Linked DNA regions of Homo sapiens: regions 2, 3 and 4 are each linked to region 1. Evidence: chromatin contacts called from ENCODE Hi-C data. All regions are on one chromosome and are shown on one strand. The core of a region is the stretch at or near the end of the contact, and the rest is flanking DNA. Distances in the headings are between cores, read along the strand shown. Region 1 overlaps CFAP20DC-DT (CFAP20DC divergent transcript). Region 2 holds the start of DNASE1L3 (deoxyribonuclease 1L3). Region 3 overlaps PXK (PX domain containing serine/threonine kinase like). Region 4 overlaps LOC105377114 (a long non-coding RNA gene).

The links. Hi-C counts contacts between places; a loop is a spot of excess contacts on that map. Pooled maps may share reads with other maps.
Region 2: a map with no recorded cell type shows a loop between it and region 1 (9-fold over the local background). The contact joins the promoter of DNASE1L3 here to the enhancer-like site in region 1. A Hi-C loop is called at or near these places in 2 of 37 single-sample maps with no recorded cell type and 3 of 50 pooled maps.
Region 3: a loop to region 1 is called in a map with no recorded cell type, with 16 times the contacts of the local background. The contact joins two enhancer-like sites. A Hi-C loop is called at or near these places in 2 of 37 single-sample maps with no recorded cell type and 3 of 50 pooled maps.
Region 4: a loop to region 1 is called in a map with no recorded cell type, with 10 times the contacts of the local background. The contact joins two enhancer-like sites. A Hi-C loop is called at or near these places in 9 of 37 single-sample maps with no recorded cell type and 4 of 50 pooled maps.

Annotation. Positions count from the first base shown.
Region 1 is chr3:59,383,865-59,388,017 of GRCh38, forward strand. All of the region lies in intron 5 of CFAP20DC-DT (CFAP20DC divergent transcript), which reads left to right. Among named protein-coding and RNA genes, the nearest start is that of CFAP20DC-DT, 300 kb to the left of the region's middle. RefSeq lists an enhancer at 2,309-2,368 and a silencer at 2,539-2,598. Within about 2 kb of position 2,532, at least 2 of the 41 ENCODE cell types and tissues checked have a DNase peak (open chromatin) inside an H3K27ac peak, as active enhancers do.
Region 2 is chr3:58,209,005-58,213,224 of GRCh38, forward strand. DNASE1L3 (deoxyribonuclease 1L3) reads right to left here and starts at 1,968. Exons shown (of 8, transcript NM_004944.4): 1 at 1,762-1,968. The coding sequence starts at 1,902. It overlaps LOC107986091 (a long non-coding RNA gene), which reads right to left. Exons shown (of 3, transcript XR_007095932.1): 3 at 4,005-4,220.
Region 3 is chr3:58,347,889-58,351,841 of GRCh38, forward strand. All of the region lies in intron 1 of PXK (PX domain containing serine/threonine kinase like), which reads left to right. Among named protein-coding and RNA genes, the nearest start is that of PXK, 17 kb to the left of the region's middle. RefSeq lists an enhancer at 1,618-1,897. Within about 2 kb of position 2,048, at least 9 of the 41 ENCODE cell types and tissues checked have a DNase peak (open chromatin) inside an H3K27ac peak, as active enhancers do.
Region 4 is chr3:61,355,868-61,359,905 of GRCh38, forward strand. All of the region lies in intron 3 of LOC105377114 (a long non-coding RNA gene), which reads right to left. Among named protein-coding and RNA genes, the nearest start is that of FHIT, 110 kb to the left of the region's middle. Within about 2 kb of position 2,729, at least 2 of the 41 ENCODE cell types and tissues checked have a DNase peak (open chromatin) inside an H3K27ac peak, as active enhancers do.

The DNA of each region.
Region 1 (4,153 bases), core at 1,282-3,781:
GAACCAATTAAAAAATCTTGTTTCCTGTGCTGGTGCTCTTTCCTTTAACACAGTGGTTTTCTCTCTTACCTACTGCTACCCAAAGTTATTTCCATTAGGTGTTTCTTTCCTGCTGCCATGTAAAAAGATTAAAAATAGTATTGTAGACAGACTGAATTTAGGGGGAAATTTTTCGGTCCTGTGCACCATTGTGGATTATGTCTTTGAAGCTCACACTGAACTCCTCAAGCTCCATTTTAAGTGTCATTTTATCACATCCCATTCACTTGAGTCCAGAGTCCTGAGCTAGGGAATGGCAGATAATTGCCAATCCCACCATGAAAGTGTTATCTGCATATTAAACACGTCACTCAGGAATCCAGTGAATGAGTCAGAGACAAAAGTTTAAAATAAGATCATCATTCTTGCAGGTCCTCCTTCCATACATTGCAGCAGGAGTCTGTTAGGGACCATATCGAAAAATAGAATTGCAGAAATCAAGTATGTTTCTTTCAGTACCTCTAGGTGGGGAGTGGAGGGTCAGTAGGAGAGAAAATATAGGCTTTGGGTTGAGAGGGATCTGGGTTCGATTTCCCAGCTCTGTGATATTAAACAAATCAATCACTCATCCCTAAGGAGTCTCAGTCTTCTCATCTATAGAACATGGGCAAAATACTGATCTTGCTGGTCAGGAAGATTAAACAGGCATCACCCGTAAAGCCACCTAGCTCATGCCACGCATAGAGGCATCCGGTGGCACATTGCCCTCAACACTGGGTGAATACCATTTTGAGTTAATTACAGCTCTGATTTCACAGACCATTTCCAAAGTTTAATTGTATTTCTTTCATGCAGTCATTTGAACTATCTACAGCGCGTTTCTTGTAGGTTACACCTGGCTACTGGAAGACGTCCTAGGTGATTGTTCAAAGGGGCCCATTGAGAGGTGAGTGATGAGGCTGGTGAGAATTCTGTGGTGTGCTTAAGAGTCTTCTGGGCATTTGCTAAATCTAGTCAGATTCTAGGACTCAACCCCAGAGAATCTGATACAGCGTTTGAAGAGGGGACTCTGAAATTTGCACAATGAAGGTTCTCCTCAGGTACTTACAATGTAGAGGCCTTTCGCACTAGACTTCAAAACACACTGCCAGAAACATGCCCACAGAAGAACCGCTAACGACTTAGTGATATGGAAGGGGGGCAGAGAGGTGCTGGGAAGAAAAGGACATGGTCCCTGGTGAGGGTTCCACCCCCGGCCGGTGCCCACGGACCTAGGTGAGAAGAGGGACTCCTGCATTTGTGGCCAAATATTGCATTTCCCAGGACCACCCTGGCCTGCCACACTGTCATCCTGTGCCTATAAAAACCTAGAAACCCTAGCAGGCAGACACAAAGGTGGCTGGACGTCAAGAGGAGCACATCAGCAGAGGAACACATGGGTGGCTGGATGTCGAGAGGAATGCACCAGTGTAGCACAACACCAGCACACTGGCAGGCCATCGACTGGCAGAACAATGCGGAGTGTGGCTGAGGTGGTTGGAAAAGAGTCGGGCGGCCAAGCGGCCGTACTCCACGGGAAAACCATCTCCCTTCTGGCTCCTCCATCTGCTGAGAGCTACTTCCATGCAATAAAACCTTGCATTCATTCTCCAAGCCCATGTATGATCCGATTCTTCTGGTACACCAAGGCAAGAATCCCAGGATACAGAAAGCCCTCTGTCCTTGTGATAAGACAGGGGTCTAATTGAGCTGACTAACACAAGCCACCTATGGATGGCTAAACTAAAACAGCACCCTGTAATACACACCCACTGGGGCTTCAGCTGTAAACATTCACCGCTGGACACTGCCGTTAGGTTGGGGCCCCACAGCCTGCCCGTCTGTGTGCTTCCCTAGAGGTTTGAGTGGCAGGGCACTGAAGAAGCGAGCCACACCCCCATCGCACGCCCTGCAAGGGGGACAAGGGAACTTTTCCTGTTTCACTAGGATTGACCACTGGGAAAATGCCACTCATGGGAGATGAGACAGCAGCCATCCAGTCACCAGAGAGCTGTGATATCCAGTCACCAGAGAGCTGCGATATGGACAAGCATGGGATTTGTCCTGGAGCCCCAGGGGTCAAAACAGAGCCTGATGGGTAGAAATTCCAGGGAGCAAATTTCCATTTAATATAGATGAGTGCTTTTCTAAGAATTAAAGGTGTCCAAGTGTGGCCTATGTAGCTCCAGGGGAAATGAACCTTCCAACTCAGGAGAAATTTAAATTTGTCTGTCTGAGTGACCTCTGGGAATTTTATAGAGAGGAGATTATCGCATGCTCTTAGCCCCCAATGGCACCCGAATTACTCTTATTGCCATTGCTTATACCTTTAGGTCCAGTGTGTTCACTCTCACAGATATTTGTTACCCATTTACTCAGTGCCTGATTCTATGAGGATGAAGCAGGAAAGTGCTCTGCAAATCCAGGACAGAGTGTGATTTTCGCAGATGCTGTTATTAGAAAAGAAAATGTCGGGTTTCACTTTCCATATGGAAAGAGGTAGTAGGTATTTCTGGTAATGAGAAGAGAGGGAGGGATTACTCATTGGAAGAAAGAGGTAATGAGTAAGCTAGTTCCGCTTTGAGAAGAAAAATGCTTTCACAACAGCTTTTAACAGATTGATTAAGCAAAGTTTTCGTTTTGTTTCAAATAATTATTTGTTTTTCTGCCTTTCTCTTCAGAGCTGTGAAATTCTAGACGTCTCTTAGAAATAAAATGGGTTGCTACACACTTATTTTTCTCAGCTCTATATACATTTCTCCTTCTTCTTTGAAATTTGTGGCCACCATTAATGTATATAGGATGTTCTCATTTTGATTTTCAGTTGAGACACTGCAGACTTTTATGAGGGATGCTTTGGATCAAGCAAGAGACACTGAGTAGTTTCCTTCCTTCCAAGATTTCAAAGCAACAGCACCATATTGAGTCTAAACTCAAAGCCTTTGTTCAGAAGCCAGCAGCTGGCTACTCACACCAAGATGGCATTGGATGTTTTTGGAGTGGGATATCCAGGTGACATTTTAATAAAAGCTTTCATGGGCCAATTATTTAATCTATAGAGTTTTATAATTAGCTGACTTTGAAACCTTATTAAACCCCATGTGCAAGATCATGTGAAATTGTACCTCAAGTTTGATTTTTCTTTGTTGTACCCCTCTTCTCTCCTACTTCCTTGATAGTTGCTATTTGTTTGATATTTTTAAAAATTTCTTATTGACACACAGATCCATCCACAAAACAAAGTCATAAAGGCACCTTGATCTGTAAAGTGTTCTGAGTTTCTTAAAACTCTAGTACAGAATGAGAGTCTCTAGAAGGTAGAAGGCCTAGTTTTGGAAGTTGCCATCAGCATTGGATTTTTGCCGAATAGTGCTATATATGTTCAATAATAAAGTTTTCTGTTTTTGTCAACTATTTCTTATGGAACTATTCTCTGTGATGCTGAGGTTACAGAAAAATATCATTTTTCTGTCACTGTTGGTGTTCTTCAGGACCTCACTTTTAAATAGATGTCCTTTTGAAACCTAGGTGGTTATGTGCATCAGAAAAACACCTTATCCTGTGCCCCATTGGGTGACTTGGACAAAGTAACACAATTTTGGTGGGGGAAATGGTACATATTATGTTTCATAGGAGCCAGATTCCAATAGTAACCATCTGACCCTTGTGATCCTATGTTTTCAATTTTCCTATAAAAGAACGCAACAAACAGTGCTGCTCAAGCCTATTTTTCTATTAAGTGTTCTTTGATTCGTGAGTTGCTGGGTAGATTTTCCATTCTCAGTGTTAGAAGACACGAACATCAAATACTTTTCTCTTAGAGTAACTTCTCATGCAACTGTCTCATGGCATATGCTAAAAGAAAAGAAAGTTCCTTACGTATGAGTACAGAGAAACGGAGCATGATTTTAACCTTGGTTTCAGGTTTTGTTATTTAGTCTTTTTGACTTGAATATGAACTCAAGTGTTTGCTAATTAAAAGAATAAACACAGCAGCCATTGCTCCGCCAAAATACGTTTATCGAGTGCCTATCTTGTGCACAGTCCTTTGCTAGGCTCTGTTTATATAACATATCCTATTTAAAAGGCTGCTTGATAAATAAGCAGTTTGGAAATCCCTGGTGGGAGGTAGGTG
Region 2 (4,220 bases), core at 718-3,217, 1.2 Mb before region 1:
CAAGATGGGCAGATCACCTGAGGTCAGGAGTTCGAGACCAGCCTGGCCAACATGGTGAAACCCGCCTCTACTAAAAATACAAAAATTAGCACCTATAGGAGGTGCTTGGTCAATGGGCGCTAGGGATAATCCTATTCTGAATGCCTGGCATTCTCGGGTGACTGTGAGTGCCCTGTAGGGTAGCTCTTGCAGTGTTTTGGGGATGGCCTCTTGGTAGGATGGGGAGGGTGAGGCAGCCTTGACAAGGACTTCGGACATGCTCTGCAGGACACAGCTGCTCAGGGGAGATGCAGAGTTCAAGCCCCCATGATGGACTCACCAAGGAACAAAAAGACAGCCGGGTTTCATCAGTGAGGAAGGAGATGGGAACTCAGTGGCTACCCAGGCTCCACGGGCCATGTGTGAAGTGGGGAAAATCATTGCCTTGCATGTCAGGGTTTCCCATTGAACAATCTTGTCATGGCTCCCACAGGCTTGGCATTGCTATCCTGGCTAAACAACACCATCTAGAAGGCCTTGGTTACCTCCCAAAGGGCAGGGCCACCTGGGTCTGAGAGGCTCGTCCAAGGAAGAACAGAGCCTGCCAGTCCTCACTCCAATCCTCCTTCCCAGTGACAGCAACAGCAGCGGCTCTGGCTCATGAATACCCACCTTGCTGCAGGCTCTGCTGGGTGCCTCAGGCACCCTGAGTTCTCTTCACCAGCCAGTGCTACAGGTGGTATTTGGATGTGGTCGCCATTTTACTAGGGGAGCTGGTGGTTCAGGGAGGGGCAGGGCCTCCCAAGCTCACAAGTCTGGTAGGTGGAATCTGGACCCAGGGCTCCTGGCCCCCCTACCACACCATGGTGTCTCAGGTTTCCTAAGGTAATAAGTACCTTTCCAGAGTCCTGGGAAAGGGTTAAGTTGCCAGCATCAAAAATTAATTAACCTGTAGGATAAAGGGAGTCAATTGACTCCAGAGAAAGCAAGCAGTGTCCCCGGACATTGGGTATATCACCCAAGGAAAGCGTAAGCGAAAGTGGAAGGAGTGGGGAAGTAGAGGAGAGGGAGAGAGGAAGGAAGGAGGAGAAGAAGAAAGAAAGACAAAGAGAGGGAGGGATGATGAGGATGGGAGAGAGAAGGAAGGAAGGAAAAAAGTAAGGAAGGGAAAGGAAGAAAGAAACAAAGAAAAAGAGAAAGGAAGAAGAAAGAAAAGACAGAAAGAAGAAAGAAAAAGGAAGAAAGAAAAAGGAAGAAAGAAAAAGAAAGAAAGAAAGAGAGAAAGAAAGAAAAGAAAGAAAGAAGAAAAGGAAAGAGAGAGAAAGGAGCTGGGCTTTGCTGGTGAAAAGGAGTAGCTGTATAAGGTTACTTCATCTTTCTTTGTTCATCACCTCTACATGGGGAGTAATAGTCCCTCTTCATAAAGATTATGAAGTGAAACCATGTGCTTATAGTGCCTGATACAGGCATTCAATAAATAGCAATAAAAATCATAATGGCTAACCCTTATCTGGAACGTATAATGAGCCAGATACTACATTAAGAGCTTTCCATTTGCCAACTCCTGTAGTCCCCCCAGCAACCCTGGAGGGAACCATTGTTATCACCCCTGTTTTAAGATGACGGCAGGAGGTACAGAGAGTTGAAGTGGTTATTGTTCCAAGCCAGCTTCTACATTCCCCCTAAGGGCCAACTTTAAGTTCCTTGAGTCTCTTAAAGTCTGCAGACAGGAGAGAGGGTGTGAGGGGTGTCTGGGATCCTCCTCCCAGGAAAGGGGCTCACCTTCACAATGACATCCATGGCATTCTTGTCTTCCTGCTTGCTTTCCCCAAAGGACCTGACGTTGAAGGAGCAGATCCTCATGGCCAGGGCGCTGTGGATGGAGAGGAGGAGAAGCAGCAGTGGGGCCAGCTCCCGTGACATCCTGGCGCTGCTCTGGCTTCAAGACTCTGTGAGAAGACAGCAGTGCTTGGAGTGCTGGATTCTGGCCACTTCCGCAGGCTCCACTGACTTATAAAGCCTGCAGATAACAGGAATTACTGGATTTCTCCTTGCAACTTTCAGTTCTCTGAGGAACTGAAGATCATGGGTTTTAATCCCCAAGGAAATACAGATACATTGGGCTAGCCTTTAAGGAGCCCTTATGTTCGTCACCCTGGTGCAGAAATTGGCATGCCTCATTTAGGCGCCATCCTCCACAAAGTCACTCATATCCCAACCGGGAGCCAGCTCTGACATCTAGTCATCGGTCTTGCGGTTGCATGCCATGTGCCTTTTCCTGACAGTGGATGAACTCGGAAGTGGTCCACCCTAGAGGGCACCTGGGGTGACGGAACCTTCTGCTGGGGGACAATGAGGCAGGAGGCATGGGAAATTCTGCTCGGTTTTCTCTAAATCACTGGGATTTGGCGGCCTGCTGTCCTCAGACACACCCAGACTGTGACTCTAATTGCCCTGGTGGTGTAAAGTAAGGTCAAGAGTAGTTTGAATTACTTAATTTTTTTAGGCAGCTTTACCGTACAAATACTAGGAGTGTGTTGCCAGAGAAAGCAATTGGGGATCTGATGGAATGGATGAGGAAAATGTCCCTGGACTCTGCGAGCAAATAGCCCGTGAAACCCATGGAGAGACCCGTGATTGAAGCTGATATTAATTTAATATTGGCGAGAGTTGTGTGACCCTGGGAGAGAAAGGTCTTGTAAGAACTGTAGGATATCAACTCAAGCAAAATGACTTTTAGAGATATGGGCAGGAAACTATGAAGATCTGTAAAGCAAAAAAAAATTAAAAAAAAAAGCAAAATCCAATCAAGGTATATTAATGGACTTTGGCAAAGACAATTCTGTGAAAAGGGTAGGGAATAAGAATAACTCCAAGCCAGCATCGGGATCTGTGGACCAACCCCTCTTGTGGTGATGGGTCTGTGGCCACAGCCACAGGGAAAATTATACATATATCCCCAACATACATCCAGGCAGCATACTGGCCAAGCATGCCAGGAATTCTATAAGATAACCCCAAATAGTACATGGAAGGAAATGGTTTCCTGAGTTCGTGCTGCAATGAATCTCCCTGTTGTCTGCAACCTAAGACCTCAGGCCTGGTTGAATCTCTGGTAAAGGTGGCTCTGGGCCGGGCGCAGTGGCTCACTCCTGTAGCCCCAGCACTTTGGGAGGCTGAGGTGGGTGGATCACTTGAGGTCAGGAGTTCAAGGCCAGCCTGGCCAACATGGTGAAACCCTGTCTCTACTAAAAATACAAAAATTAGCCAGGCGTGGTGGTGGGCGCCTATAATCCCAGCTACTTGGGAGGCTGAGGCAGGAGAATGGCTTGAACTTGGGAGGCAGAGGCTGCAGTGAGCCAAGATTGCACCACTGCACTCCAGCCTGGGCAACAGAGTGAGATTCCATCTCAATAAAATACAAAAACAAAAAAAAAGGAGCTCTAGGGAATGGTTAATTGTCTTTCTTGGTGAATGGGCATCTTCCAACCAGAAAAAAGATTTAGAATTAAAGTGTAGAAATGTTTAAGAGACTCAGAGCCATGGTATACTCTTTTTGTGTGTTTTAAGATGGAATATGCGGTATTTCATGGACTTAATGAGAGCTGCTGGGCCAACTATATAGAAAATCTTGTAACTCTCTTATAAAATGTGCACTTGGTAGGGTTTGATTCAGGTTCATGACTTTACGTTGAAACCTTTGTCTGAATACAGTTCTGGAACATTTATAAACACTTTAGGTTATCATCAATGTTTTGTTTGTTTACTTTATTAGAATTCAAATGATTTAGTATTTTTTAAAAGTAGCTTTTTTGTTAGTTCAGACAATTGAAGAACTTTTAAAAGAAAATAGGGCATATTAAATAAAGTATAAAATGTTTATAAATTGGCCACAAACCCCTTATAAGTAATTATTTAGGTTTGTTGGGTTTAGGATTGGCAGATTTAACAAATAAAAATATAGAACAGTAGGTAGATTTGAATTTGGGGTAGTTCGTATTCAATTGGGCAACTTTTATTTTATCTGGAAATTCTAGCTGGATTTATAAAAAGAATGAGAACTTTTGTAAGCTGAACTTAAAAGCATGGCATTTTCTTTTTTTTTTTCTTTTAACAAAGTTTTTATTTTTAATTTTTGCAGGTACATAGTAGGCATATATATTTATGGAGGCATGGCATTTTCTAAGATAGTAATCATTCCATCAAAGTCCTAGAAAAGTTCTTAGTTCCTAGCATTAAAA
Region 3 (3,953 bases), core at 798-3,297, 1.0 Mb before region 1:
TTGAAGGTTTCTATGAGGCTAATGAACTTTGTTTTGTTTTTTTGAGACTGAGTCTCACTCTGTTGCCCAGGCTGGAGTGCAGTGGTGTGAAGTTGGCTCACCGCAACCTTCACCTCCCGGGTTCAAGTGATTTTCCTGCCTCCCAAGTAGCTAGGACTACAGGCGCGTGAGACCGTGCCCGGCTAATTTTTGTGTCTTTTCAGTAGAGGTGGGGTTTTGCTATGTTGGCCAGGCTGGTCTTGAACTCTGACCTCAAGTCATCCACCTACCTCTGCCTTCCAAAGTGCTGGGATTACAGGTGTGAGCTGCCGTGCCCAGCTGACTAGTGAACTTTGAATGAAAGAGGTAAGAGTTGGCAGCCATCCCTAAGCTGATCTGTTGTCAGGGCCTACAGAGTGGTGGACCTGATTGATGGCTCCACTAAGCATTGGTTGAAAGAGGACAAGCTAGTGGTCTCCTTCTGAACCACAGAACCAGACAATGATTTGTGTGACCGTTTTCTCAGTTCTTCCATTCTGGCTGCATAGGGATGGAGTTAATTCACTACATACGACAGAGGCCTTAGGGCAGTGCTGTCCAATGGAAGTATAATGCTAGCCACATATGTAACTTTACATTTTCTAGTAGCCATGTTAAAAAAGTAAAAAGAAACAGGTGAAATTAATTTAAATAATATATTTAACCCAATATATCCAAAATATTATAATTTCAACATGGAATCATTATAAAAATTATTACTATGTTAGGTGCAGTGACTAATGCCTGTAATCTCAGCACTTTGGCAGGTTGAGGAGGGAGGATTGCTTGAGGCCAGGAGATCGAGACCAGCCTAAGCAATATAGCAAGATCTAGTCTCTACAAAACTTAAAAAAAAAAAAAAGTCAGGTGTGGTGGCATACCTGTAGTCTCAGCTACTCAGGAGGTTGAGTAGAAGAATCCCTTGAGCCCAGGCAGTGGAGGCTGCAGTGAGCTATGATTGCACCACTGCACTCCAGCCTAGGTAACAGAGTGAGACCCTGTCTGTACTTTTTTTTAATTAATATGTTTTGCATTCCTCTTGTCATAAAAGTATTTGAAATCTGGTGTGTATTTTACAATTACAGCATATCTCAATTGGGACTAGCCACATATCAGATGCTCAGTAGCCACATATTGCTTGTGGCTACTAGGCAGCAGAGATACAGACATTAAAAATATTTGCCAGGCATGGTAGCTCATGCCTGTAGCCCCAGTTACTAGGGAGGCTGAGGTGGGAGGATCACTTGAGCCCAGGAGTTCAAGGCTGCAGTGAGCTATGGTTGTACCACTGCACTCCAGCCTGGGCGACAGAGCCAGACCCCATCTCCAAAAGAAATTAAAAATAAAATCCCAAATGTGTTGTTATGGAGAGAGATCCATGTTATATTAAGTGAGAGAAAAAGCAAGTCATAACACACTATGTTTAGTATGCTTTCATTCTCATAAATATCTTTTTTTTTTTTTTTTGAGACGGAGTCTCACTCTGTCGCCCAGGCTGGAGTGCAGTGATGTGATCTTGGCTCACTGCAACCTCTGCCTCCCCGGTTCAAGCGATTCTCCTGCCTCAGCCTCCTGAGTAGCTGGGATTACAGGCTCCTGCCACCACGCCTGGCTAATTTTTGTATTTTTAGTAGAGACGGGGTTTCACCATGTTGGCCAGGCTGGTCTTGAACTGCTGACCTCAAATGATCTACCCTCCTCGGCTTCCCAAAGAGCTGGGATTACAGGCATGAGCCACAGCACCTGGCCACATTTTCATAAATATCTGTGTTTATACCTGCAAATAAACAGTCTGTAACTGCACACTATCCAGTATTTTAGCCACTAGGCTAATAAAATTAAGCTAAAAATTCAGTCCCTTCGTCACCCTATCCACATTCCAAGAGCTCAGTAGTCCCTTGTGCATAGTGGCTACCATATTGGATATCAAGCCTTAGGTCACTGCTCTCTTCAAACTGCTGAACTGGTTGAGAAAGACTGAGCTTAACGGATAGAACCTGCTAGCCCTGCAGCCATTGGGGTTTTGTGACTACTGAGTCCCAGAGCCTCTGTGGTTTTTAAGAGTAACACACAGGAAGGAAGCTCACTGAGGTGCAACCGTTATTAGTACCTTGGGGAGTTTAACAGGAGCACAGTGTAGAAGCAAAACAGCTTTGTGGAGGACCCTGTTCCGTTTTTGTACAACTGAAATTAACTACTATTCAAATTGCTGAGGATCACATAAACCTGATGTCCACTTTAGGCATGTTCTTATAAAAATGTTCCTTTCGACTGCTTCTTAACTGCCTAATGTACATTATGGGGCTTGCTTAACATTTTGGAGAAAAAATAGTTTCTTACTTGTACATAACTTCTAGGTGGTGCTCACATTACATTCAGCTCCAGCAGTTTGTGTCCATGTAGTAGGAGGTAGGCTGCAAAGTATAGGGGTATTAAAACCAGGTGGTTGTGGTATTCTGAGAGCTCTATTGCTATAGTAACTCATATTCTCCAGGCCCGGGTTCTTGTCCTTACTCTGCCCTTCACCCTGTCAGCTTCCCCCTGACTTGATAGACTGGTTCTGCCTGTCCAGCTGCACTCTGTTCATCAAAATGAGTCCTTGGAGCATGTGAAAGTATTGTGTCCAAGGGCATAGAAGGTAGGAACCGCTGTGCCCCTGGGTCAGACTGGCCTGGGGTGGAGTCTATTCTCATCACATACTAGTGGTGCGCCCTTGTTTAAGGCATCTACCCTCTCTGAGCTTCAGGGTTTTTGTTGTATAAGAGATGTAGTGACGCCTCCCTTCAGACATTGTTGGGAGATGGAGTAAACTGAGGGCTAGAAGGCAGAGAGTAAGTGCCCCATAAGCAGAGCAGTTATACCTCCCTCTCTGAAGATATGTGTCTGCATGGCATGTGTACTGTGGTCACTTCCACAGTTGGTTATGAAATTGGAGCTAGTGTCTCAGGATGACACAGCAACCTTCTCAGAGTAGGAAGGATAGATTTATATGTACGTTATCCTAAGTGATGGTGACCATTATTAAAACCAGTAGGGACTTCTAGCTTGACTTCAGCCTATAGTTTCAAGCTTCTCTCCCACTAAATGCTTTAGCAGCCCTGTTACAAGTAGAAGAGCTCCTTTACTTTACTTTCATCTTCTGTTTTCCCAGTCTCCCCAGCACAGAAAGTACTGATGAGTAGTAAAATGACCAAAAGCTCCCTTGTCAAAGGAAAAAAGGTGCATTTATCATTGATAACATACCAGGCTCTTACCCAAGCTCAGATGATCTCAATCTTTATTACTCAGGATTCCTTATTTAATTTATTTTATTTTTCCAAGAAAGGGTCTCACTCTATCGCCCAGGCTGGAGTGCAGTGGTGCAATCACGGCTCACGGCAGCCTCCATCTCCCTGGGCTTAAATGATCCTTCTTGGGCTTCAGTGATCCACCCGCCTCAGCCCCCCAAATAGCTGAGACTACAGGTGTGCGCCACCACAGCTAGCTATTTGTGTGTGTGTGTGTGTGTGTGTGTGTGTGTGTGTGTGTATTTTTTGTAGAGACAGGGTTTCACCATGTTGCCCAGGCTGGTCTTGAACTCCTGGGCTCATGCAATCCACCTGCCTCATCCTCCCAAAGTGCTGAGATTACAGGTGTGAGCCACCGTGCCTGGCCAGGATTTCTTATTTTAAAGTATCATGTTTTAAATTACATGTGTAGCAAACTGAGAAACTTTTCCAAAAATTGTTTTTCCTGATTGTAAAAATAATTTATGCTCATTGAGGATAACCTGAAAAACGTAGGAAAAAAAAAATAGCCAAAAGTGGGCATAGAATCTAGGACAACAGAGGCTGGAGTCATGGTACTCCTTCTTAGAAATCAGAGACTGATACAATTGTTTCTCATATTTAAAGAGAATGGCTGCTTTTTGTTTTTTCTGGGTGCTCTTCACAGTG
Region 4 (4,038 bases), core at 1,479-3,978, 2.0 Mb after region 1:
GGTTTCTCCTCTCCTCTCTCCCTTCAGTTGCCTTCCAGTGCCTTTCAATGGCCAAACCAGTCAAAAGTCACTTGGCAAGGGAGTCAGGGAAATGCCATTGGCAGGGCCCAGCTTCCTGGCCACCAAGCAGAGCAGGGGGAAGTGGGGAACAGGTCTGAGTGGAAACAGGCAGATGATGGGCACAGGATTAATAGTTATTTTAGAGTTGCTGTGGATTTGGAGTCAGAAATCCCTAACAAAACATGGGATAACAGCACAAATATAGTAAAAATGTCAGAGGCCACAGGAAAATAACATTATTGGGTGTCCCAGTGGGTGTTTGGAATAAAAGATCAGCCTGCCACACTCCAAAATACCCAAGTAATTTTCCTAAAATCCATCCACTTTCCTCTAGCTATAACTATCTAGTTTGAAAGATAATAAGCCCAAAATGTTTGTTCTTGTAACTGTACTCTTTAGACACCAATGTTCTCATAATTGAGGGAAAAATAATCCTAAATGTATTAGGTGTGTTTTCCTCAGTAATTCTTCTTCATGGGGATGGATTCTTTGTGATGTGTCTTCATTCATCAGTGAAAGCAATTGCCTGCACAGTCGTTTCCATGTACAGTACTCAGGTGATCTGAGTAGAAGTTGGCTGTGCTTCCTCTTTTAGATGGAGAAACAAACTTGAATAGCCCACTACAAGCTGGGTGCGGTGGCTCACACCTGTAATCTCAGCGCTTTGGGATGCCAAGGCAGGAGGATTGCCTGAAGGAAGGAGACCTGCCTGGGAAACATAGTGAGACTCCATCTCTAAAAAATATTGTTTTTTAAAAAAATTAGCTGGGTGCTAATTAATTAGGTGGTGTGCAAGCCTGTAGTCCCAGCTATGTGGGAGACTGAGGCACGTGGATTCCTTGAGCCCAGGAGGGTGACACTGCAATGATCTATGATCACACTGCTACCCTCCAACCTGGGTGAAAAAAAGAGCACTACAAAAATGTTATTTGAACAGGGGAAAAGGTCAACACTACTACAAATAGATGTTCCATGCCTAGAAGTCCCATGAATAGATGAATGCACAGAGAAGATCAACAGGCTTCAGAGGAACACTACACTGCATCAATGATGCTAATTTGGTGGCAACCCATGTGAAATTTCTGATACATTGGAAAGGGGCTGGCAGAAAGTTTCAGTTGGCAGACTCTGTGAAATTAACAACAAAGAATGATGAATGGAAGAACTTAAGTATTTTAAAGAATGCTTTCAAAGAATCCATTTTAATAAACAATCACTGTATTCATCAAAATTCTTATCCTTTTACTGTATTTTGGAAACCTATTTTTAAACCTGAGAGGATTAAATCAATATTTCTATAAAAATATTTTATAACTCAGCTTTGTTAGTATACTTCTCTCAATGGTATAGGAAGTTAGCTCTACACCGTATGAAGGAGTTTATGTACAAGACAAATGAAGCTATGTCTACTCTCTAAAGTGAATAACTTCTTTGATTGACAGTTTTTTCCTAATTAGCACAGCAAACTATAGCTGACCGTACTAGTGTCGGAAGCCCAGCACAATAAATTATCCTTCAATTGTCATTCAAAACAAAGTTCAAGAAAGAACTAAACATCAGGCAGCAGGGAAAAAACACACAGAGTACGCATGGTTTATTAATAATGTACGAGGATGGCCAGCACAGTACTTGAATGAGATGGGGGTGACAAAAGTCAATTAAAATCTTGAGACGGTTTTTTTGAGATATGGAATATTAATTAGAGAAAGCAACTGCAGAATTGCCTGGCAGAACCAGGCACACATTTGAAATCTTGTTTGTAGTTCAAGAAGCCATTTTTTAAAGAGTCCTTGAGAGACTGAAAAGATGCATCTAGAAAAAAAGCAATTAAAATAATTCGGAGCTGGAAGACGTTAGGTCAACTTGGCATGTGTAATGCAAAAGGATACAGTGGTCAGCACGGCGCTGCAGGAAACCTACTAGGACAGCTACTTCCGTGGGACTCTTTAGTGTTTTTATTTATATTTTTTTCTGACAAAGACCACTTTAAAAACACAAATGGGAGAAAGGCAGTTACAAGTGTGTAGTGTTGTGAACTATTATGAATCGCCTATTTCAAGCATAAGTGAAAGAAAAGCCATTTCTGCTCTGGTTAAACAAATCATATTTGTCTACAATAGGATTAGAGATGCAACAGACTGGAGAGTTTGGCTCTGTTTCTGGGACAGGGGAGATATCCATCTACCCTGAAAAAAAAAAATAACTAACATCTTTTGAGAGCCTTGTGTACCAGACACTATATAGTATGCTTTCTAATGGTTTATTTCCTACAGAAAGTATGCTACATGAAGGCAGGGAAATTTGCTGGTTTTGAACTATCATATCCTCCATGGCTGGCACATAGTAGGCACTCAACAAATATTTTACCAATGAAGGGTGCTTCTCTAATGGTTGGATTTGTTATGCCTGTTTTCCTCTTATAATGAAATATGATAAAAATTGGGGTTTACTTCCTCTTAGTGTTCATGCTCTTGTGCCCTTGAGGGCAAACTAGACCTAGTGGCCCACTTCTAATGAATAAAATATATGAAAATGATGGAATGTCACCACTGAGATTAGGTTAAAAAATGACTGGGAGTTCTGCCTGGCTGTCTGTTGCTCTCCCACTTGCTCTTTCTGATGGAAGCCAGCTGCCCTATGAAGAGGCTCATGTGCCAGGAAACTGAAAGAGGCCTCTGGCCAACAGCCAGTGAGGAACTGAGAGTCTCAGTCTGACGGCCCATGAGGAACTGGACCCTGACAACAACCATGCGAGAGAGGTCAGAAGACTCTCCAGCCCCAGTTGAACCTTGAGATTACTACAGCCCTGGCCATGTAATCTTGTGAGAGATCCTAAGCCAGAATTACCCATCCAATCTGTTCCTAGATTTCAGACACACAGAAACTATGAGATAATAAATATTTGTTGTTTTAAACTGCTAAACTTGAGGGTAATTTGTCATACAGCCAGAGATAACTAATATATACATCTACGTAAAAGTGTTTATTTTTAAGTTGTTGGGGTATTCTTTTTTCAAATGGCATTGTAATTTTCTACTTTCTGCTCTTACAGCATGTACTAGTGTTTTTCAAAAAATAACCCTGGTTTGGCAGTGTGGTAACAGCTGCTTCTTCCATGTCTAATGGATGGCAGTAACGTTTCAACTGAAAATTTATTTTCTCATTCTAAAGTGTTACCTTAGCATATTGACAGTAGGAGCCTTACACAGTTCCAGGAAAATCATAATTAAGTCAAAGTTCTAAAAAATACTTTAAAATCCATTAGATTTATTCAACACAGCATTCTACATGTCATAATGACACTAAGTGCTAAAATTAATCTCTAGACACCTTCCTATTGAAGTTAAATGGGCTCTCTTTATCTAGTTCCTTCTACAGCTCATGACATCTATATGTTGGGTTTTTATAATATATAGTAGCCAGACAAATAGCCATACAAATGAGTCCTGTGAATTCACACTAATTCATCATTTTGATCAAAACACAGTTAACCACTGGTTATCTGGCCCCCAAATTCCAGTGATATCTATACATTATACCTTATTTTTGCACTACCAATGTATAAACTCTTAAATTCTGTAAGATACATCTAATGCTATCGTGCAGCCAAAATAACTTATTCTTTGAAAGTTGAAGGGTCTTATGAGTTACCATTATGTATAGCAAGTATTATTCTAATCAATTAATGTGGACTTCTTATCATGTAGCTTTATCCTGGCCCTTTTTCTTGTCTTCCCCTAGACTGTAGGTCTTCTGTTCTACCACTGAAGAGGACCTGACATACAATGAATACTCAGATATATATATCTAATAAACTAATACATAAATTCTATGCTTGTTTTTTCATTCAAAGATACTTTAGCATGGTCCTAGCCCTCAAAGATGGATAAAGGAGAGGAAGAAATACACACATAATCATAATGGAAGACAGTAATAGTAATCATAATTACTTAAGAAAGTATGTCAAATGATACTGGG